2 separate regions of the Mus musculus genome follow, and region 2 is linked to region 1. Evidence: chromatin loops called from intact Hi-C (ENCODE). Cell type or tissue: left cerebral cortex. All regions are shown on one strand. Each heading gives the region's core, and the rest is flanking DNA. Links, peaks and the distances in the headings are about the cores only.

Region 1 (6,152 bases), core at 820-5,819:
AGAAGGCAGTATGGACAACATTGTGATGACTCAGCATTTTATCTTGTGTGCCCCTGGGTGACACACCTTCCACAGTCTTCCTTTCTGCCTTTCTCTTTCCTCTTCACCACATCTCTCCTGTGTATCCTATAGGTGCCACAATTCTGTACGGTCTACACCTTAACCCCCTTCTCAATTAGACTCCCCCATCTTTCATGTTGCCATTAACGTACAAAGAATGTTTCAGAGAGTTTAGTTTAAAGCACCATGGGCACTCACGTGTGAAGGACATCCATCATATACAGATGCCACTGTCTTGGTTACTGTTTAAGAGATACCATGACCAAAGCAACTCATACAAGGAAGCATTTAAATAGGGGATTGCTTACAGTTTCAGAGGGTGAGTCTGTGGTCATCATGGCAGGGCACATGGCAGCAGGTGGGCAGGCATGGCGCTGAAGCAGTAGCTGAGAGCTTATATCTTATTGGCAATTTGGATGCGGAGAGACAGCAAGACTGGGCCTGGTATGGGCTTTTGAAACCCCAAAGCTCATCACCTGCCCCATCGACAAACCTTCTCCGACAAGGCCACACCTCCCAGTAATTCCTAAAACAGTTTCATCAACTGAAGGCCAAGTGTTCTAAGGTAAGAACCTGTAGGAGCCATTCTCATTCAAACCACCAGAGAAGTCACCAGAGAAGCAAAGCAGTTGCGAAAGTAGTGAGTTATCCAGTAGTGAGGTGGGGCCTGGGAGGTGGCTCAGCTGGTGAAGTGTTTACCACACAAACGGAAGGACCTGCTCAGGTCCCCTTGTTCTGAGGATGGCTCAGATTCAGGCATGAACCACATTCCTGGCTTGGTGTTTTTGATGCAGTTATCATCCACTGGATACTGGCTTGAGATAAAGCACTTAGCATCGTTTAAGCAGCAGGACATCAGACCACTGAGGAGTTCTCACACTGGGCTGCATCATAAACACAATTTTTAAAAGCCATTTGGACCCATTTTGCATTCAGCATCCTAATTAGCCTGTACCTAGCTGGAGGACAAGTCTAGTGTCTCTTTTGTTCCCCTCTGGCATTCCCATAATTCTTTTGAGGCTCCTGTAACTTTCAGGGCTAGCATGGTTGCAGGCTATAGTTTAGTTAAGAGAAACAAACATGACCAACTGTGGTTTCAAATGCCTTTAATAGCAGCACTCTGGAACTGGTCAGCTCCAGAATTCTAATGTCTTCTAAGCAAAAATATTTGCAAATCCCTCGCAACATCAATTCTATTACTTTGACTTTCCTCTATATTCAGCTGTCCCCTCATCTGAAGCCACAGATGCTAGGAGGCAGCAGACCATGCATCTGGGTGTTAGAACCTTCCTTAGCTCTCAGTTGCCTGCATTCTACTTTCCGCTTCTATGAACTTGACCACTTTAAATACCTCATATGCTTGAGTTGGGGTTTCTATTGCTTTGATGAATCACCAGGACCAAAAGCAACTTGGGGAGAAAAGGGTTTATTTTGCTCACACTACCAGGTCACACCCCATCACAGAGGGAAGCCAAGACAGGAAACTCAGGCTGGGCAGAAACCTGGGGGGGCAGGAGCTGATGCACAGGCCTTGGAGGAGTCCTGCTTACAGGCTTGCCCCTCATGTTTTGTTCAACCTGCTTTCTTATTGAACCCAAGACCATCAGCTCAGGGGTAGTGCCACCCACAGGGAGCTGGCCCTCTCACCTCAATCACTAAGAAACTGCCCCACAGGCTTGCCTGCAGCCTGATTTTACAGAGGCATTTTCTCAATCAAGTCTCCCTCCTCTCAGATGACTCTAGCTGTCAAATTGACCTTAAACTAGCCAGCATACCATGTAAATGAAATTATGTGATGATTGTCTTTTTGTATGTGATTTATGTCACTTGGCATATGTCCTCAAGGCTCCTTCTGTGTATTTGTGTAACAACATTCACTTCCTCTTTGTGTCTGAATAATAATCCACTTAGCGCATGCATATTCCCTGTTCTTCAGCAAGAAGGCGCACTTGGAGGCTGCCACCTGCTGGCTCTCGTGACTAGAGCTTCCATAAAGTAGGGAGCTGTGTTAGGCACAACCTCAGATTAAGGTGGGCCGGCTACATTGCACAAGATCAAAGCAAGCTGTGTAGACTGCAAGCCACTCCCACCCATGCTCCTCCCCTGGCGTTCTCAGGATGGAGGGAGGGAATTTACCAGAGCTCCTACTTAGTTGCTTTTTTTCACCTTGATCCCAAATCAGCAGCCTGCATTTCAGCAAAGGGCATGGGGCCAGCCCCATCTCAGGTCCCAGCAGGCGTGGGATGTCAAACAACACCCCTCTCCACTCTCAAGAGCCCTGTGATGCTGTCCTTTAAGTCCTGCAGACAGCTAGATGAAGTTTAGTCATCATCTGAAGCACTGTAGGATGGGAAGTCAGGGGTAAGCTCATTGTAACAAAGGAAATATGCATACAAGGAAACATGCCAAAAGACCTTGAGAAGATTTGGGTTAGGTGAAGCGGGGGAGGTGGGGGGATTCAGAGCTCCAGGCCAGCCTGAGCTACATAGATAGCAAGACCCTGTATCAAAAACCAAACAACGGTGGCAGCAACAAAGGGGGAGAATATGCGACACATGGAGTGTGGTAGAGTGCGTTCCTGGCATGCCAGGGCCCCTAGATTCAATTCCTAGTGCTGCCCAAATGAATACCGGGAAATACACACCATGTAAGCCTTTCCACTTTCTTTTCCTTTCATTTCTTCCCTCGCCTAGGAGTATCCCTGGCAGCCAGTCATGCTGAACCATGTTAGACAACATTATTTCCACTAGGGGGCAGCGCTACACTGGCAAGCACAGGCATTCTCTCCTGCCACAGCTTTCCCTTCTCGCTTTACATCTCTGTTAGAGAATTGGCAGAGACCAGGTTCGCTCGGGTTGTTGTTGCTTGCTTGGTTTAGTTTGTTTTGTTTTTGAGGATACAGCTCTTTCAGCCCTTATCGGTCCATAGTATCCCACCATCTCCTGAAGATGAAGTCTGAGCTCTGGGACCATGTGATCACGGATCTGTCTTTCTAGAAAGTAACAGAGCTTCTGTCCCTTCTCAACTGTGGGCTGCCTCAGACTTTGAGAATAAGAGATTTGGGGTGATTCTGATCGATGCCACTTGTTGACTCAATACATCTCTCACCTGCAAAGCCAGGGCTGTGGTGGCCCCACGGCGTGGGGTGTGGATGGAATGAGTCCACCACAGGCCTTACCACACAGATATGCAAAGCCAAAGTCAGTTCTTAGAGATCAGCTGACTAATAAATAGTCTCTGCTGGTCTCCAGGCTTCTCCAGTTCTCTGGCCAAGAATAAACGTTACATTTTTAGTGCTCATCTCATAACCGTATTATAGCCATAGGCAGAGAGGTGGTTATTTCTCGTGACAGAAGGGGAAGCTGTTTTAAATTTCCTAAACTTCCCGATTCTCCCCAGCATGCAGGTTTTGTTTTGTAGTGCTGGGGATCAAGCTTCCTGCTCTAGCACTGAGCCGCGCAGATCTAAGCACTGGGGATCGCAACTCTTGACAATTTCCCTAAACATCCAAATGCTTTCACCCTTGTTCAGCGAGGTGCCAAAGCTGAGTGGTAGCCTAGCTATTTTAGGATCTTTAAACATGAAACATGTCCCTTGATACAGAGTAGGTAGTCAGTATTCATTTCCTAAAGAGACTTACAAATTTAGCTGCTTCGGCTTCGGATCTCAGTGTATTTTCTCAAGTTTTCTCTTCCCTTCCCTACCTCTTAAGGAGTGATCTTGCTAAGGAGTTAACTGAGCCCTCTCCCTGCTGAATTCCTCCTGGTTGGTTTTGGGCGCGTTTGAGAGCGCCCTTCACCAGAGTGCCCAGAACTCCTGACCAGAAGAACTGAAGTGGGTTCTTGAGTTGAGGTCAAATCTTTCCAGCAGTTAAGTGAAAACGCAATGCCCAGGACCACCTGGGTGGCCCAAGGCGATGCTAAAAGGAACTCAAAGCGCATCTCATGAAGTGGAAGGATGTTAGTTCTCCGTGGGCCTTGAGTGAGCTCTCCTGGGGGTGACGTGAGCAACTGTCTAAGCCTGCAAGACCTCATGCTCTGCCTCTCCCTTACGAGCTCTGTGGCCCCCAAGGCAGTGCATTGCCTTCTGGACCCTCCCTCTCCTCCTTAGCTCCTCCCTCTCCTCCTGAGCCTCTACACCTGAGCCCTCCCTCTCCTCCTGACCCTCCCTCCTGAGCCCTCCTTCTCCTGAGCCCTCCCTCTCCTCCTTAGCTCCTCCCTCTCCTCCTGACCCTCCCTCCTGAGCCCTCCTTCTCCTGAGCCCTCCCTCTCCTCCTTAGCTCCTCCTGAGCCCTCCCTCTCCCCTGAGCCCTCCCTCTCCCCCTGACCCTCCCTCCTGAGGGTGATTGCTATTGTTTGGCTCCTGTGTTCAACCCTTCAAGACCAAGGAGGATGGGCCAAGCATGACATACCTGGGGTTTCTTCCACAAAAACAAAAACCAAACCCAAACAAGTAGCATCAGCCCTGAGCAGCTGATATGGCTTAGTTCTTCCCTTGGGCTGATGTCGTCGCCACCATCACCACCATCATCATCACCACCACCATCATCATCGCCATCATCATACAGTACCAGGACTTCATGTGTGCAGGCAAGCACCAGCACTGAGTATCCTCGTGAGAATACTTTCTTTTCAGGGAACTTGAATCTGAATGGGAATCCAGGGACGGTTGCAGCCAGGCCCCTGAGGTAGAGTCCCCAAAGTGCCTGACCTTCCCAGAACCTAACCAGTTCCTCCCTTGACTCTGTAATATACCCTAGATTCCTCACGACTCAAGCTGTCCAATCATCTAGATTCCTATCTAGGTCCTCAACATGTCTAGGCCACACTGGGGTCCAGAGCTCAGGGACAGGGGAACAAGGGTTGCTCTGTGATTGCTGAGTGTTTCAGGATATATAGAAGGTACAGGGAGGGAGAAAAGCAGGCAGTTCACCTGTGTTCAGTCAGGTGGGTCTCCTTCCATCCCTGAAGCCTGAGATTTCAGTAATTATGATGGCAAAGCTGGGCACTGCCCCCTTAGGCCTCTGTTCCTAAGCAACTAAGCCCTAACAGGAATGTAGGATGGGGTCCTCTCAGCCATGTTGGGGTGGGATGAGATTTTCTCTGCTACTGCCTGTCACCCCTAGCCCCTCTGTCCAGACTACTCAAACTTGGAGTCTACACTTGGCATCCACACTGCTTTCTGCCCTTAGGAACCATAAATGCCCCTCCCCCTCCTCATTTAGGCTACAGATGAACACATAAATGAGAATCAAATTCTTCAACTCTCATTTATAGGGCAGTTTGGATGCTCGTGATGGCTTGAATATGCTCAGCCCAGGGAGTGGCACTATTAGAGGATGTGGCCCTGTTGGAGTAGGTGTGTCACTGTGGCTGTAAGACCCTCATCCTAGCTGCCTGGAAGCCAGTATTTGCTAGCAGCCTTAAGATGAAGATGTAGGGGCTGGAGAGATGGCTCAACGGTTAAGAGCACTGACTGTTCTTCCAAAGGTCCCGAGTTCAAATCCCAGCAACCACATGGTGGCTCACAACCATCTGCAATGAGATCTGATGCCCTCTTCTGGTGTGTCTGAAGACAGCTACAGTGTACTCATATATAATAAAAAATAAATCTTAAAAAAAAAAGATGAAGATGTAGAACTCTCAGCTCCTCCTGTACCATGCCTGCCTGGATGTTGCCAAGTTCCTGCCTTGGTGATAATGGACTGAACCTCTGAACCTGTAAGCCAGCTCCAGTTAAATGTTGTCCTTATAAGACTTGCCTTGGTCATGGTGTCTGTACACAGCAGACTTTCATAACTTCTGTTAGTTTCACTGTGTCCCTGTTTAGTTTCTGTTTCCACGATCTGTCCTTTGAAGAAAGTGGTGTGTTGAAGTCTCCCACTATTATTGTGTGAGGTGCAATGTATGCTTTGAGCTTTACTAAAGTGTCTCTAATGAATGTGGCTGCCCTTACATTTGGTGCGTAGATATTCAGAATTGAGAGTTCCTCTTGGAGGATTTTACCTTTGATGAGTATGAAACCCTAACTAAGACAAGGCTCAAGACTCATACTGAAATTGCCATTGATGGTGCGGTATTGTAATGCAAGAG
Region 2 (6,152 bases), core at 421-5,420, 210 kb before region 1:
AGGAGAGTCCCCATCCACAGGATCCCATGGGAGGCGCCAGGAAGGAGGAGTGGGAGGCTGCCAACAGCTTCTCCGGAAGCCCTTGGCACTGCTACTCTGTGGCACTATTGGCACTGCTACTCTGTAGCACTAGATGTCAGTGTGGACTTTCCCAGCTGCCACATTTTCACCTTTGCATGCAGAAGACAGCAGCTTAGGGCCTTTAACACGGGGCTGTCCTCAGAACCAGGATTTCACCAAGTATTTTGTCTATTTTAATATTTCCATTCTCCAGCATCTTTAAAAACTCAAACAGACACTCTAAGTTAAAGGTCGTTCTTTTGAATACCACAACTTTCTAAGCTCAGTGCTCGCATCAGGAAGGCAGCCTGCAAGGACTCCCAAGGCAGGCAATGGAAAATTCTGCTCAGGGGGTCTTAAAAGTAGCACTGTCAGTCAGAAACCTACAGGCCCAGCCTCAGGAAGCCACAGTGTCCTCCTCTGCCACCATTGTCTTCAAAGGGGGACAGGAAGCTGTGGTAAACTGTTCATGATCACATGGGGTACAGTTGGCCTTGTTACCAGTGTTGGGGTTTTAGCTGTCTTTTTTTTTTTTTTGAGATAGTTAGTAATCAGGAGATTTCTGTAGCCTTGAGGAAAAGTTGCTGTGTCGTTATCACTGTCACAGGAGTTATCTGGAACTGAGTAGCTTAGACCAGCACAAACTCACAGCTTCTGAAGGTCACTGAGCTCAAATCAAGGTTCAGGCAGAGAGCTGTTTCCTGCTAGTGGCTCCTGAAGATCCTCTTCAGGCTTTTTTGGCTTGCCCCTCACCCCTACTCCCTCTGTCTCCAAAACCAACACTGATCAATCCAGCCCCCCACCCCCACCCCCAACGGGGAGGGAATAGAACATAGACCCTCTAAGGTTCTCAATTGCTCCCATCCCCCACCTCAATTTTATTTATTTATTTATTTGTTTATTTAATTTTATTTTGAGCACTAGCTCACTGACTGGCCCAGACAGGCCCTGAACATGTGATGCTCTTGCTTCTGATTACAGATCCAAGCTTGGCTCTATCTAGCCTTCTCTCTCTCTCTCTCTCTCTCTCTCTCTTCCTCGCTCTCTCTCTCTCTCTCTTTTCTTAGACAGGGTTTCTCTGTGTAGCCCTGGCTGTCCTAGAACTCACTCTGTAGACCAGGCTGGCCTCGAACTCAGAGATCCACTTGCCTCTGCCTCCTAAGTGCTAGGATTAAAGGCATGTGCCACCACTGCCCCACTACCTAGCCTTTTCTTGATATCACTCTAGCCTGCCTCTCCTGTTTGCCTCTTTTGCTTATGAAGAACTGAGCCAACCCAGTTCATTCAGGGCAGTCTTCCTAGCTCAAGACCCTTCCACCTGCAAAGGCCATCTTGCCATATAAGGTAACATGCTGACAGATTTCAGGAATGAATATATAGACACCATGGGCTCTGGAGTTGGGCAGGATTCTATCTCTACCACAGTAATTAATTAAAAAACCACGTATAGCAGGGTGATGGTGGCACATGCCTTCAAGCATAGAACTCAGGAGGCAGAGGCAGGTGAATCTGTGTGAGTTCAAGGCCAGCCTGGTCTGTAGAGCAAGTTCCAGGAGAACCAGAGCTACACCAAAACCACAAACCAAAACAACAAACAAACAAACAAAACATACAGTGCAATTCCAAGAGCCTCTGAGAGGTGCTTTTTATATCACAAACTGTCAGAAAATTTTAAGGCCTGAATTGGCTTAGCTCATGAAATCTCAAAAATGGAAAAAAAAGAGTTAAATTTTATAGCCCCAATTAATATTCAGTCACTCTCCGGCCTCACCGCACTAACCCTGCTTCCCCTGATGACCCCTACTTTGAGGATAACTGGCTGAGTTCATGCATGGACAGCATTGAGAAGCATTAACCCCAGCGCTGGGGCAGGCAGGCTGGATGAGCATCCCACCCAAAGCCTATGAAAGGGCTGGATGTGACTCAGTAGGAGAGCGCTGGTTTAGGATGCTCTGGTTTTAGCCCCCAACACAACAAACAAAAACATCCAGTTTGATCCCTGGCCTTGCTGCTCCAAACCAAAGGTTGGTTTCCTTCTGCCTGCATAGAGCTGAGTTTAGTTCCTCTTCCCAAGCGGTCTGCCCCTCCATATTTATACCCGGTACTGAAAGCACTGTCCAGAAAGTTCACGCGGCATCTTTGCCACTTCCTTCTTTCAGACAGCCTGTTACCAGGCTTCAGAGCCTTCCACTCCTCTCATCTCCATGCCTACATCTGCTCCTAACGGGTGTACTTTCCTCTCTCCCATCAGTCCATTCTCCAAAATGCTGCTGGAGATAAGCTATCCTTTCAAAAATCTAAATACAGCCATGCCAGGGCTGCCTAGGGGAGCCGTTCTCCTTGGTGTTTTGGATCTTTGCCCATCGGGCCAAGCCAGCTGGACTCGGTCCCAGCCCACTCTTCCAGCTGGTTCTCAGACTTCCTTGTCTCCTCCTCTTCATTCCAGCTAGTGAAATGCTTGTAGTTCCTCAGCTGCTCACAGCTCTCCTTTGCATTCAGGCTCCTACAGCCTAGGATACCTACAGATGCAGAAGACGGCTGTCTCAAGATTGGGGCGTCACTTGTGGGATTGCATCTGTGTTTTCCACCCAACTTCCATCCTACGGCTCCAGGATGCAATTACTCTGAACTCGAGCCATCTAGGCATGGTGGCTGCAGGCCATACAGTTTTGTGGGTCCGTGATTAACTTTGTGTATCTAATGCAAAGTAAGACATTACACATGGGGAGGCAATGTTTGCTTACAAATGAAGAGATCTTCCATAGGGGTCCGGATGTCTCTTAATCTTTCTGTGTACCAGGGATGACCGTGCTCCGGGCTATGTTCCAAAACCCTTGGTTCAGACTTGGATCTCTAGAGTTCAGCCAAAGACCATCTAGCTTCTGGGAAACAGAGGGTGTGGTAAGTTGACCAGTAGCTCTTACCACCCAGTTTGCTTTCTCATTCCCTGCAAAAGGTAATCCTGCCTTGCTGACCTTACTCTTTCCCACCTGCCCTAATTTGGGGCAAAGATCATTCAGGTACCACTGCAAGGGAGCTGGCCACTTGAAGTATAGACTACTTTGACAGAAAAATGTAGAGGGCAACAAACTTGACATGGTAATAACAGTTAAGTCAGTGCTAATCCAGGGCGTGCATTAATTACTACTCCCTGCCCTTAAGATCCACAACAGGCCCTGAAAACTGGCTCAGAGCCCTGGAGAAGCACTCACTGTGGGGAGTTAAAGATACTGGAGACTAGAGCCCCTGTGCTTGGGAGGTTTATACAATCTAGGCCTTATACAGAGCTTGCCTCTACTGGGGCTTTTGGCTACCCTTGAGGGAGGGAGGTGGTACTGGGAAATGTCTTATACTACTTTTTAAATCATTCATGCATTACCATAGGGATTCGTGAAAGTAGCAGGAGGCTCAGGAGATGCTGCTTATGCGCTGGAGGAGAGAAAGCATGCATTATGTAGCAGAGAGCTATTTTTTCCTCTAAGCTCCTTTTCACTTCTATAGGCTGGGACATCCCCTTGGTACTGGGCCCACGATACTCTTTCCACTATGTCTTATACCTTTGCAATGGTATGGCCCCAGGTGTCTGTGCATGCACGCGGAGACCAGAGATCAATCCTGGTTGTCATTCACTGGGAGCCCTCCACATTATTATCATTATTACCACTATTATTGTTGTTATTATTGGTTGTTGTTGTTTTTTTTTTTTTTTCCCGAGACAGGGTCTCTCTGTGTAGCCCTGTCTGTCCTGTAACTCACTCTGTAGACCAGGCTGGCCTTGAACTCAGAGATCTGCCTGCCTCTGCCTCCCAAGTGCCCAGCTCACTTTATTTATTTATTTAGCCAGTCTCTTCACTGAGTCCTGGAGATTAGCTTACTGAATAGGGTAGGATAGCTCAGTGAGCCCCAGGAATCCTCCTATGTCCATCTCCTTGAAGACAGGATTAAAAGCCATACCCCCAAGTCTATCTTTTCTCATGGCACTGGAGTCTGAACGCTGGTCTGCATCTTTGAGTGGCAAACACTTTATAGACCAAGCCATTTCCTCAGTCTAAGATGCTGTTTTTTTTTTTTTTAATTAAAATATTGTTTGCAAGCCAAAGTGAACTGAGAGCGAAATATAATACACATATTTAATCTCTTATTAATAACATTATACTAGTCTGATAAGCAAGAACCAAGTTGTTTTTATTAGCAGGTGCTGACATTTTGTCTTAGCTATCTTTAGAAATAATAATGATTCCAAAATCTATGTTAAACATAACATAGGGCTTTGTTAACCAGCTGATTAACATGAAGCATTTTTTGACACACTGAAGCCTATTTAGGACACCAAAGACTGCTCAAAATGTTAGCTACCTCATGAAATAAAAAAAAGTTCATTTACAAAAAAAAATCCTTTAACTACAAAGATTTCAAATAACCTCTGTCTTTTCTACATACGCTTATCTGGTCAAGCCAGTATGGTGATGTATATACTAGTAATGACTACTAAACGGCTACAAATAATACTTGAAGGCTTAACAATGTACTTCAATTGTACAAAATAGTGAGATCAAGACCACTAAATTTTAGCATACTCAAAACTTTACAGTATCACAGTATGCTATAGACAACATGCATATTATTATTCCATAATAGGAAGGACGAGGAATTTGTATTTTCAAATAGACAGCGGATCTTCTGAGACTCTCGGCCACTCTGAGACTGGTCCTATGATCATGTGCACTTTAGACACTTGACAACAAACAGGCTTAGCTAAGGCAAAGGGCTTGGATTGCCCCAGTCCCAAAGTCATCACTGAATAGAATCAAGGTCTAATCCTAGCTAGACCATACTACTCTGGCGTGTGTTTACAATCCTGTCTTGATTCCTGTCCATTGCTTCTCATTAAAGAACCAATGGAGGTACCAGAGGAAGAATGCTGTCTTAAGGAACACTTAAGAGCACACCTAAGAACAAGTTTCTTACGTGTGAAGAACTGGTGGGGTGTGACAAAGCTACAGATTGTAAGTGAAGTCCCAGCTGCTTGGTAATAAAACACAGTCTTCATAGGATTACTATCTGGAGAGAGAGGAGAAGGCCCTAAGAGAAGCAGACCAAGGAAAGGACAGAGAAGAATCTCCTCCACACTGCTGCTGTCAAAGAGCAATAATGTAAGGGTACGAGTGACTTTCAAGAATCATTTTAGGGACAGCGTGGTGGCTCAAGCAAGTAAAGGCAGCAATCCCCCAGAACCTACAAGGAAGAAGAACTCCTGTGAGTTGTCCTCTGACACCACATGAGGCCATAGCTTGAGGTAGCCACATACATACATACACACGTACATACATATATACAAATAAATAAAAAGTAAAAACCCTTTTTTTAAAATAAAAGAGTGATTTTAATATGACAGGAAAACATGAATGCACTCTTTCACTGAAAAGCTACTATACTGCCATAGTCTGTTGAGTGTCTAATGAACACCTTAATGAGAGCTATGAAGCCATTGTTGCACAGCACTGTCTTCAGTCCTAGGAATGGGGTGACTGGTAACATCTGCAGGAAAAGGCATTTGACCACATGATGTAATACAGGATATATCATATGAAAGCTCAGAGGATATATCATATGAAAGCTCAGAGTAACTATATATCACGCACTATGCACATATATAAACATATATATGTAAAACTACATTTCTTCCTCATATTCTTCTCCCTTCTTCCTCTTTTTCTTCTTTCTTTCTCCCTCTTCTCATTGAGACTGGTTTTTGCTGTTTCTTAGGCTGACCTTGAATTCTAAGGTTCAAGTGATCCTCACGATTCATTCTCTCCAGAAGCTGGGCACTACAGGCCAGCCTGTTCATAAAGCCTCATTTCTCCTATTTACAAAGTCCAACTTGTGGCTGAAGCGATGGCTCAGCGGTTAGGAGCACTAGCTGTTCTTGCAGAGGAACTGGGTTTGATTCCCTGCACAGCCATGTGACATCTAACTATAACTACAGTTCCAAGGGATTGAATACCTTCGTCTGATCTTCAGTCTGGGCACCAGGCACACGTGGGGAACTTACATGCAGGCAAAACATTTATACACACACACACACAAATTAA

Evidence for each region. Hi-C counts contacts between places; a loop is a spot of excess contacts. Peaks named below come from ENCODE experiments on the same cell type or tissue, not always from the same donor. Only the 100,000 strongest peaks of a DNase experiment are listed, where the experiment ranks them.
Region 2: it touches region 1 in a loop (11-fold over the local background); 6 of 42 quality-filtered maps call a loop at or near these places.

What each region holds. Positions count from the first base shown.
Region 1 is chr6:55,014,370-55,020,521 of GRCm38, forward strand. No RefSeq gene overlaps it. Among named protein-coding and RNA genes, the nearest start is that of Gm38539, 15 kb to the left of the region's middle. In left cerebral cortex, for the core only: CTCF peaks have their summits at 2,035 (motif pointing left) and 2,803 (motif pointing right); DNase peaks (open chromatin) are centred at 2,041, 2,813 and 3,565.
Region 2 is chr6:54,809,620-54,815,771 of GRCm38, forward strand. No RefSeq gene overlaps it. Among named protein-coding and RNA genes, the nearest start is that of Znrf2, 4.2 kb to the right of the region's middle. In left cerebral cortex, for the core only: no CTCF peak of the experiment used is centred there; DNase peaks (open chromatin) are centred at 2,414, 2,837 and 3,491; H3K27ac peaks cover 846 bases.